Linked DNA regions of Homo sapiens: region 2 is linked to region 1. Evidence: chromatin loops called from intact Hi-C (ENCODE). Cell type or tissue: A673. All regions are shown on one strand. Each heading gives the region's core, and the rest is flanking DNA. Links, peaks and the distances in the headings are about the cores only.

What was found. A loop is a pair of places that touch in the nucleus more often than their neighbours do. Peaks named below come from ENCODE experiments on the same cell type or tissue, not always from the same donor. Only the 100,000 strongest peaks of a DNase experiment are listed, where the experiment ranks them.
Region 2: a loop joins it to region 1, with 2.6 times the contacts of the local background. A loop is called at or near these places in 1 of 110 quality-filtered maps.

Annotation. Positions count from the first base shown.
Region 1 is chr3:77,040,380-77,046,059 of GRCh38, forward strand. ROBO2 (roundabout guidance receptor 2) reads left to right here. Exons shown (of 28, transcript NM_001395656.1): 1 at 1-467. The coding sequence starts at 407. Among named protein-coding and RNA genes, the nearest start is that of ROBO2, 3.1 kb to the left of the region's middle. In A673, for the core only: a CTCF peak has its summit at 2,726; no DNase peak of the experiment used is centred there; H3K4me3 peaks cover 3,598 bases; H3K27ac peaks cover 277 bases.
Region 2 is chr3:77,094,541-77,100,220 of GRCh38, forward strand. ROBO2 (roundabout guidance receptor 2) reads left to right here. Exons shown (of 28, transcript NM_001395656.1): 2 at 3,474-3,800. Among named protein-coding and RNA genes, the nearest start is that of ROBO2, 57 kb to the left of the region's middle. In A673, for the core only: no CTCF peak of the experiment used is centred there; DNase peaks (open chromatin) are centred at 2,621 and 3,141; H3K4me3 peaks cover 1,791 bases; H3K27ac peaks cover 1,851 bases.

The sequences.
Region 1 (5,680 bases), core at 171-5,170:
TTGTGGAACACTTTCTAGGAATTAGGTCTTTTCCTCCCCCTTCATCATCTTGACTTCTGAAGGAAGAACTTGGCTTTGGATTGCAGTGGAGCCTAAGGAGAGAGGGTTAGACACACTCGAATAATCCCTCTGGCTGGGCTGAATTTGTGGGAATTTAGGAAGCCAGAGTGCTGGAAATACAGCAGCCTTTGAAGTACCCTCTGTTAATTTGGATGGATCTCAGTGTGCCCCGTTCGAGACCTCTCCACCAACCCCTTCTGATCTTGCGATTTGCTCTTCTTGACTTTAATTAGTATCTAGGAAAGTCTAAACTTTGGACCTACCTCTTTTTTTGATACTCATTTTTGTACTTTTGCTCTCTGGGATTGGTTTCTTAAAGAATCTGGATCCTTTTTAATATGTCAAAATGAGTCTGCTGATGTTTACACAACTACTGCTCTGTGGATTTTTATATGTTCGGGTTGATGGTAAGTTAAAAATGCTTTCATCTTTTTTTGCGCCCCCCACCCCCCAATCCCCCAAAACCATTTCTTTTTGAATTTGATGTGGGTTATAAATGAAATGACATTATGTCTGTTAGTCCGTTTTGGCCCGGCACGGGCTCCTTGGGGGCAGAGGTTTTATTTAAGTCTTTTGTTTCTAAACTGCTGTAAGTGGAATGTGTTGGTAGTCACCTATTGTTGTTATTGTTGTAATTTACTTCACTAATTAAGGAGTTGGATAATAAATGATTGGGCTCCCAGTTTTGTTAGAAAAAGAAATATTACAGTCAATCTCCTGCAAGAGCCTAATACTATTGTGCCTGCTCTCTATTTGATGTTTGCTCTTGTGTCTGAACTTTGGCTGAGACATTCAAGTGAAGAAATACAGTAATAGACACTCTAAGGAAGGTTCAGTGGGTTAGGAATTTGAGACTGAGATCAATGTGTATCACCTGTGTGCCAGTGAATGCTCTCCTAGCGTTAAATCGAATGAAGAATTTAGATCCTAGGGAGAAAACTGTCAAAAGTGAGACTGGGCGAGGCTCCACGAAGGGGGAAGCATCAGCTATGGGCTGGCCACAGGAGTAGAACACTTAGCTCAGTCCCCAGTGGGCAAACACAATGGGGACCTTAAACAGGTGCTGGAGGTGTCTCCCTCTAGGTTGAGTCAGTCTGTCAAGCCCACAGCATTCTGCCTCTGATTCTCTTGTCTTTTGTTCCGATTTGGTTTACTGGGATATTTTCACAGGATGTCAATTTCTTGTGCGACTATTGCAAAATCCTTTTTTGTGGTTCTTTTGAATGAAGAGTGGAAATAATCATTAACATGCTTTTTGGTTTGTATTCAAAAGAAAAAAGTTAAAAGAATATTTGCTGTTAACCTTCTAGAGGCTTTAATTTTTATATCGATGGAAACAACTGGTATAAGGGAGTACTAGATATTTTTTTTTTCTAACTGGATTGCAGTACTTTAGGTTTTTAGTTACTTTCTGTACTTGTAAAGAACCTAAAGGGTATTAGTCTAACTGTTTGAGCCATCACAATAGCTTGTTGCCACATAAACTTTCCTCCAGCATTTGCATTGTGGATGAATTCATTATTTGGGACACTGCCTATTTTGGCCCATCTGAGTAGCTAACTTTGTTCCTGGCAGCTACTGCTGCATAGAGCCCAATGTATTGGACTCAAAAAGGAAGGCTTTCTATAAACATGAGGCAATACAGAGGAGTTTACCTACTGTCAAGTGGCTGTTTTCAATCATGGACTACATGAGTACCTTTGCCCCCCAGCGATAGTGAGGGAGGGATGCGTGTGTGTGCACTGCTTCTCTCTTTTACCAGTCTAAGCAGTAGATGTTTAAGATTTAATTATTGTGAATTATACTATGGCAACATCTCTAATTATTTTTCATGCATTTATTTTTCAGTACATTAAAATACGTGTACATTACCGTAACAAAATAGGTTTACCTATTTGTCCCAGGTGTGTTTGATTTTCATGATAAGAAGAATTTGGTATAACTTTTAAAAGAATATGTCCTCATAAATCATGAATTTACATATCTCAACAGAAATGCATGTGTAAACTATACATTAGACTACAAAATTATCACCAAGGGTTTTTTTATATAAGCGTTTTTAAATCAGTGTGTTGCTAGGAGGAATACAATTAAATTGCTCAGTGGAAGTGACAGGAAATCAGAAGAGCTTGGTGTTACAGAATGTAATTAATATACCAGGGTGTTTGGAGATATATGAAACAAATGCAATTAACCAGCTTGCTGGAGCAGCAGTAGTAAGACACCATTTCTGTCTGCCTTCCCTCCCTCCCTCCTTTCATTCCTCCCTCCCTTCTTTCTCTCCGTTTTATTCCTCTCTCCCTTCTTTCCTTCCTTCTCTCCCACACCACCCTTCTCCTGCCCCCAAAGACAACCTAGAACCTTTGTTCTGATTTAACATTGTAGGATAAGGGGGCAGTTTGTGTCTGGGCCACAATTATGCAGCAGAACTCATAGTAATGTAGTGAAAAATGCCAAAATTGAGGAGTTGACACTGAAAAGGCAATATTAAATTTTTGTGTGTGTGAAACTAGTTTTGTATTTAGCATCTGCTGTGTCAAAAGCAAAGGAAACCCTGGACACTCTTACTAAATTAATATGTAAATCATACGTTTGACATTGGATTGCCTTTGGATACTTCAGAATGACAGTTTCTCCACGGGGATGGTTGAAAATTTGGGATGTGGAGAACACTGCCCTCTAGGCTGTTTCAGCACTTTGAGACTCAGTGTTCACATATATAGTGAAGAGGTTGGTTTGTAGGTTCTCTAAGCTTTGTTACTCTTCCAGGATTCTATGATTTCTATTTACTTATTCTTCTTAGAGGTGTGTGCTTATACTCCACATGAATTTCAAATGTACAGAAGCCTGTACCATTTCAAAGATATACTGACCATCCTTGTGCTAGACACAGATATTAATTTTATTCAGTGACAAATGATACATATATTTGCATTGATATTTGCTTGGTGGGTTATTTATATGTGCATTTTTATAGTATATGAAAAATGGTAGCGTTTTGCCACCTCATAGAAGCTATCTGCTAATATTATTTATAATTTTTCAGTATTGTGTCCCTGTAGCAATCCATAGAGAGCAAATATTAAGTTAGTTGAGAAATGTAGATAAACTTTTCTATTTGGGATGTAAATAATGGTTTTCTTATTGATGCAGATTAATCACATCTAGACTTTTCTGTATGATCATATAGGAGAATGTATGTTAAGGTTAGCCTTTGTTTTCCAGCTTTTCTTTATTTTTGAATAAGAATAGGGTTTTGCAGTCATTTATGGGAAATTAATATGAACTATGGCAACACTTTTAAATTACATCTATATGCCATATATTACATCAATCTGATAATTTTATAATACTTGTGAAAAGGTGTTTTAAAATGAGAATGTTTTTCTCATCTTTACCCTTTAACTATTCTTAAATGAAAGTGGCACACATGATATTAGGGGAGATAAATATAGTAAAGATAATGTATGTGCATAGTGCAGATGTAGAATCTCATAGAGGTTTATACATGTTGCTAAAGTGCTCTTTTTCAGTAATGGGCTTATTATCATAGCCATATGTAGTCTATTTCAGAATTTAAATTATATATAAGTAACCTGAAATGTGTTTTTGAAGCTATGCAGTAATACCATGTTTGAATTGGCTTTGTTTGAATAACCTTTGATGCTACGCAACATGTGGACCATAAAAAAAAAGGATTTCTTAGAACATTAAGCAAAAATATTGTAAAAAAAAAAAGTAATGATTATATAAAAAGAGCAGTTCTGGCCATCTCATCCCTGAGCAGCTTGTATAAAATAGCATGTTTGACGATAAAAATATAGATATGTAAGCACATTGTATAAGTTGGGATACATACATAGCAATGAAGGGAGCTGATGTATGTGGGATGTGTGTGTGCCTAGTAATATCTGCTGAAATAGTTCCGGCAGTCTACAGGAGGTACATTTACTTCCCATGTGCAATTTGGTTTTCGAAGAGTATTAGAAAAAAAGATTATCATCTTATTTACTATTTCTCCTTTTTCTCCTTTTTTTCCTCCTTCTCCTCTCCTTCTCTTTCTTCTTCTCATTCATCGTCTCTTTCCTTTTCTTATTCTCCTCCTCTTTTTTTCTTTTTTGGATCTAATGAAAGGAATTAGAGAAACACTTGAAGAGTGAAGAAGATAGGTGAGGGTGTTTCTTGAATGATAATTTAGAAAATCTGCATTTAAAGGAAAAATGTGAATAATATTTTACCTTTAGGTATATCCAACTGGGATTTTGACTTTCTCACTTTTACCCCACAATACTATATATAGCTTTATGCAAAATGTTTTGCACGGATCCTATCATTTTCCAGTTTACACAAGTAAAAGTCGTCATATCTGAGTTCAAGCAAACAGTGGAGATTTATAGAGTGCCATTTTACAGATTTATTTCTAAAGAAAAGTATTGCTGTATTTCTTAAAGGTTCTCCAGGTATAGATCTATCAACCTAAATCAATACATTGGCATAGATATTGCTTTTCTCCTTCTTCTCTTCTTTTTTTTTCCATGTGTGCCTTTATTAGCTGAGCCACTACTTGAGGGTTTAAGGTCTTTGTGAGGGGCTTGGAACACCCAATGTTGGGGGAGGGAGGCGGGCGGTAGGGAAAGTATCTGAAAGGACTTCCTGAGCCAGCTGTAGGCTTTTCTTCTTCTTGTAAAAGAATTACTATATAAAGAATGAAGGAATGATTATAAACTCTTTTTAAAAATAAATACCTATCAACTCTACTGTTTTAGTAGTGTGTTATACAATGATAGAAGCATATAGCATCTAGGGTAGCATGCTTACCCAGAATACTTGACTCAACACAGTGTTGGAGTAACGGAGGCCTCAATCCTTAGTGTTTTCTCCTCCATTTGCAGCCAATCCTTAGGCTCTTTCATCTAATCACATGAGGTTTAAATACATGTTTGGATTGATAATTCTAAAATTGCCCTAATCATTGCATGGAGGGATATAAGATCCATCAGCACAGAACTTGGCTGTTGTATATACTGTTGATCTCCAGTGCTTGCATCAGTGCTTGACATACTCACCTGACTACTTGACGTCTTTGCTTCATGTCCAATGAGAATGTACAAAACTCAAGCCTAAGACAGAATCTTCTCTTTCTAGCCATTCCCATCACAGTAAATGGCTTCCACCATTCATAGGCTTTTTCATGACCCCCAATGAGGAACCATTTTTCACTTGTTCTCACAACTTGTATTCAACTTGTTCTCAGAATTGTGCAACCATCACTACAATCTAACTTTAAAATGTTCTTAATTACCCAAGAAAGAAACTATGTAGCTTGTTCCACCATCCCTCCACCAACCACAAGAAATCACCACTCTACTTCTGCCTCTGTGGATTTGTCTTTTCTGGACATTTTATATATAAATGCAATCATACAATATATGATGTCATTTTGTGACTAGCTTCTTTTCTTTAGCGTAATGTTTTTAAGGGTCATCCGTGTCATAGCATATGCATCAGTACATCATTCTTTTTTATTGCCAAACAATATTCCTTATCATCTATCCTTTGGTTTACTAGTTGATGAACATTTAAGTTATTTCCATTTTTGGCTATTATAGATATTGCTGCT
Region 2 (5,680 bases), core at 253-5,252, 54 kb after region 1:
TATATATCTAGGAGTGAAATTGCTGGGTCGTATGGCAACTACATGTTTGACATTTTGAGGAACTTCCAGATTGTTTTCCAAAGTGACTGTATGATTTAAATTCACACTAGCAATGGATGAGGCTTTCAGTTTTTCCAAACCCTTGACAATACTTGTTATTTTACATTGCTTTGATTATATATGTCCTAGTGGGTGTGAAGTGTATTTCATTGTAGTTTCGATTTGCATTTTTCTAATAGCTAATGATGTTGAGTATCTCTTTATGTGGTTATGGCTATTTGTCTAACTTCTCTGTCAAATTTGTTTAACTACTTATTCTAATCCTTTGCCTATTTTAAAATTTGATTATTTATATTTTTATTGAGTTATGAGTTCTTTATATATTCTAGATACAAATCCATTATTGGGTATATGATTTGCAGATTATTTTTCTGATTCTGTGGGTAGTATTCTTTCAAGCACAAGTATTTAAAAATTTTATAACATCCAGTTTATCTCTTTTTTTCTTTTGTTGCTTATGCTTTTGGTATCATATCCAAGAAGCCATCACCTAATTCAAAATCATAAAAAACTTGCCTCTATAATTTCTTGTAATCATTTCATAGTTTTACTTTTTATATTTAGGTTGTAGATGTTCTTTGATGTTTTTATTAAAGTAGGAGTAAAATTACAAGAAGAGTGTCCTGATATGACAGTACTATAATCTTTATGTAACATAGTTTACATATATTGTAATGATAAATGAGTAAAATTCTTCGTGTGCTCATTGGACATACTGGAGTTTAATTTTATTGCTAAATAGCTTAGCTATTTTTTCACTTTTTCTTTTATAAATCAATTATTTTATATTTTATTTAGTAAGTATTAGCATATTTCAGGTCTTATTCAGCCCTTATCCAGGCCTACTGCCTAATAAGTTAGTGCACAAGTTGATATAGTAAATAGCACCCTAGTAGCTATTTACTTGCTTACTTTTAATAGTAGAACAGTTTTGCAGTAGGGAGAATGTAGGTTACTGTGCATAGGGAGATTCATGGAGAACAAAGGGGCTATCTAAACAGATGATTGTAACCTACTATATGCCTGTTACATGAAAAGTGACATAAAACTCTTGATGTATTTTAAGATCAGAGTCTACAGCTATGTGTCCAGACCTTTACATTGAGAATATGTTTCTGATTTGCAACCTACTTCTATTCAGCCACTCATGTTTAAATACTTTGGGGTCTTTCTTGATTATGAATTTAAAAATTCATTGTTACTTTTGTATTCTGTAAATTCCTCATTGCTTTAAGACCCAGTACTCATGATCTATATCCTTTATTATTGTGATGTATACTGTAATTACCTATCTAGATGCTTTGGATCTCTTTAGTTTTTTTTTTAAAGTTCTGACCTGTGAACAGTAAATTACTCTTTTGCTTTAGATATCTAACACTTGTAATGTATACATTCTTTTTTGGTCTGATGTGATTAAAAAAATAGCAACTTTTAAGAGTTATTCCTCTTCAAAAAAATAAAGTTCATTTAAGACTAAATTAAATTCCCTTTAATACATTAAAACATGTATTTTCAATTAATACTGAGAGTGAACTGAGGTAACATTGACAAGTAAATATTACTGCTATCTGTTGAAGAGAAATGTGCTCATATTAGGTGATTGGTTGGAAAATCTTATATAAGAGCAAACTTTTAAGAAGTGCTTATCTATATAATCATTATGTCCCCATATATGGTGATTCCTCTCAGCATCTCCTTTTTATTTACTTGGAGCAGCTGGTAGAACATTTTCATGAATAATGGTAATTGATACCATATAAATGAAAAATATTCAAAATAACACATTATGCAAAAATTTGATTGTGAAATATCAACAGAGCCTTCTCTTCCTATTTCTTTTCTTTTCTTTTTCTTTTTTTTTTTTTGAGATGGAGTTTTACTCTTGTCACTCGGGCTGGAGTGCAGTGGCACAATCTTGGCTCACTGCAACCTCTGCTTCCTGAGTTCAAACGATTCTCCTGCCTCAGCCTCCCGAGTAGCTGGGATTATAGGTGTCCACCACCCTGCCTGGCAAAGTTTTTACATTTTTAGTAGATATGAGGTTTCACCATGTTGGGCAGGCTGGTCTCGAACTCCTGACCTCAGGTGATCCACCCACCTCGGCCTCCCAAAATACTGGGATTACAGGTGTGAGCCACCGTGCCCGGCCTCTCTTTCGATTTCTTACGCCCCTTATGGCCCCACTTTTATTGCATTCACAGGGAAGTCACTGGTACGATCTATCTTTCTTTGTACTGTGCATGGTGATATACCAAATTCTGTCAAGCATTTTGATATGGTATATTTTTCCTTCTTCTTTTCTACCTAAACCATCATTTCCCAAAGTCAGGTTCTTTTTATTTTTCTCTTGAACTATTTAAGTAAATCACAACTGTCTTCGTGTCTCCGTTGCTATCCCTTATTGATAATACAGACTACAAGTATCTTTCGATTGTACAGACAGTCATGTCACTGCCCCCTTAAAAATCTGTGAGCCGTGTAAAAGAATAGTCATACCCCTGAGCATGGCACAAAGCCTTGTCTCAGGCTCCAAGACTGTCTTAAACCTTTTCTTGCTGTATCAGCTTCCTTCCTGATTATGAAATGTACCATGCACGTAACTGTCATTTCCTTGTCCTTTTGCTGATGGTATCTCTTGGCATGATGCTTTTTTCTTTTAGTTGTCATTTTTCATTCTTTACGGCTCAATCTAAATGTAATTTTTTTCGGGGAAGGGATCTCTTATTATGCTTAATTTAGGGTTAACTTTTACTTTTTTTCTTTCTGCCTATAGTGCATTTCTTATATACCTCTATGCAGCGTATTGCATTTTAACATACGGATTTATACTTGAGCTCTTCAGTCAAACACACCTGAGTTCAAAATCCTGCCTCTGCTGCTTGCCTCATCTACATTTCTGGGCAACTGACATCATTTCCTAAGCTTTTGCCTCATCTGTTAAATGCAGATAATATTTGTACATAATTTACAGGTCTCTTTTTGTGTTAGTCTGATAACATATTGGCAGCACATTAAATGCTATCTATGTGTGTCTTCTAGCTGCTTGCTGACGTGGCTTTCTTCCCCAGTGTATAATAAGCAATCTGAGGACAGGAAATTAGTCTTACTCATCTTAGTACCCATGCTGATCCCAGAAGAACAAGAAAGTCTCTTGTTCTCTTTTACTTTTGCTTGTCATGATTCATGGAACACATTAAACCTAACTCCTTTGAGTTAACATATTAATTTATTGGTATCGCCCTATCCTGCAAAGGAGTTGAGATGACTTATGAGATGCATACACAAAACGAAACATAAAATAATGTTCAGTTGGATAATCGAAGAGTTTAATTTCCCCATCAGGAACCCAAGTGAAACCGAGGGTTTAGATAAGGAAATGTTAAAGCTTGTCTTTATTCCGTCATGTTTTGTAGGATCGCGTCTTCGCCAGGAGGACTTTCCCCCGCGGATTGTGGAGCATCCTTCCGATGTCATCGTCTCTAAGGGCGAGCCCACGACTCTGAACTGCAAGGCGGAGGGCCGGCCAACGCCCACCATTGAGTGGTACAAAGATGGGGAGCGAGTGGAGACTGACAAGGACGATCCCCGGTCCCACAGGATGCTTCTGCCCAGCGGATCCTTATTCTTCTTGCGCATCGTGCACGGGCGCAGGAGTAAACCTGATGAAGGAAGCTACGTTTGTGTTGCGAGGAACTATCTTGGTGAAGCAGTGAGTCGAAATGCGTCTCTGGAAGTGGCATGTAAGTGAACATAATGAACCTCATGTGCACATTTACTTTTATTTATTTCAAGTAAGTTTTGATGTGTTCCCATAGACGCTGAAACCTAAAGAATCAATCAACACACTGCATAATTTTACTTGGTCTTCTTCAGAGAAGTCTGGTCAAGATAGTATCAAGCCAGGGTGTTGTAGTAAGTTTGTTTATATGAAATCAAGATGACCAATATGTTATTATAAGAAAGCAGGCCGGGCGCGGTGGCTCACGCCTGTAATCCCAGCACTTTGGGAGGCGGAGGCGGGCGGATCACGAGGTCAGGAGATCGAGACCATCCTGGGTAACACGGTGAAACCCCGTCTCTACAAAAAATACAAAAAGAAAAAAAAAATTATCCGGGCATGGTGGCGGCGCCTGTAGTCCCAGCTACTCGGGAGGCTGAGGCAGGAGAATGGTGTGAACCCGGGAGGCGGAGCTTGCAGTGAGCCGAGATCGCGCCACTGCACTCCAGCCTGGGCGACAGAGCGAGACTCCGTCTCAAAAAAACAAACAAACAAACAAACAAACAATTATGCCTTAAAATTTTTGCACTCTTCAGCTTCCTTGTTGTCATGTACGTCTTCAAAGATAAGAGAATTGGGAGATTTCAGGATGCTGGAATCTTATGTATATAGCTATATATATTTTCTCCTAAATAATAGCTCATGGGCCTGTGTCTTTCTTTTGGTAAACAAAATTGTACTTTTCTTTCTTTCTTTTTTTTTTTTTTTTTTGAGACAGTGTCTCCCGCTGTCACATAGGCCGGAGTGCAATGGCGCGATCTCTGCTCACTGCAACCTCTGCCTCACGGGCTTAAGCGATTCTCCTGTCTCAGCCTCCCAAGTAGCTGGGATTACAGACACCAGGCCCAGCTAATTTTTGTATTTTTAGTAGAGACGGGGTTTCACCGTGTTGCCCAGGCTGGTCTTGAGCTCATGACCTCAGGTGATCCACTCGCCTACAATTTCTTATGTAGCTATCCCAATGAAGTTTTTCGTTCTCAGGCATCTGCTTCTGATTTACAGTTTGTGCTAAGAAACCTGGAACCCCCGGATGCTGGAAATGTATAACTCCAATAGGAAAAGACTAGGAGAATCCTAAGACCCATATTTTTTATTTTTTGTGAAGTGCCTTGAGCTATGAGCAGTAGGACTTTAGTTAACAATGGGATTTTGTACTGGCCACCAAATAGTTTTATTTTTATAAAATGATACTTCAAAAAGCCCTCAAATTAAATGCAATTTGAAATACACACACAAAAATTCAAGAATGCAAATATCCATACCTGTTCCATTTTTGTTTTGAAATATCTAATTTTGGAAACTTTTCAAACATATTGAAATACCTCAATACCAAATTTTATTGATTTTTTTCCCCCAACAGACCCTTTTATGGTGAATATGACTGGCATTATTCTCCCATTTTCAAGATAAAGAAAATGATGCCCAAAAAGTTTAGGTGACCAAGATTCAGACAATAAATTAATGGGGATGCTAGACCAGGTCCTGAATCTTCTAATTTTTATTTTTAGGGAATTGTGTCATATTTGAAGAAACACTCTAAATGAAATCTGGTCTATTTTAAATATATAAAAATTAAGAAATTTTAATTTTTCATTTTTAAAATTCTATCTACTCAGCAGCAAATAAGGTGTTTAAATCCTTAACAAAATTTTACTTTTCAAAATTAAAGTATATAAAAATTGACCTGTCATTTTGTTGTTTCATCTAAAAGAATTGCTTTCTTTTCTAATTGCGTCATTAATAATGAATCAAACTGTTCTGGTGGGAATATTTTAAACCATGATTTTTGTGTGTGTGTGTAATGTGACAGTAATTTTTTTTATTTTGAAGTAAATGAGCTTT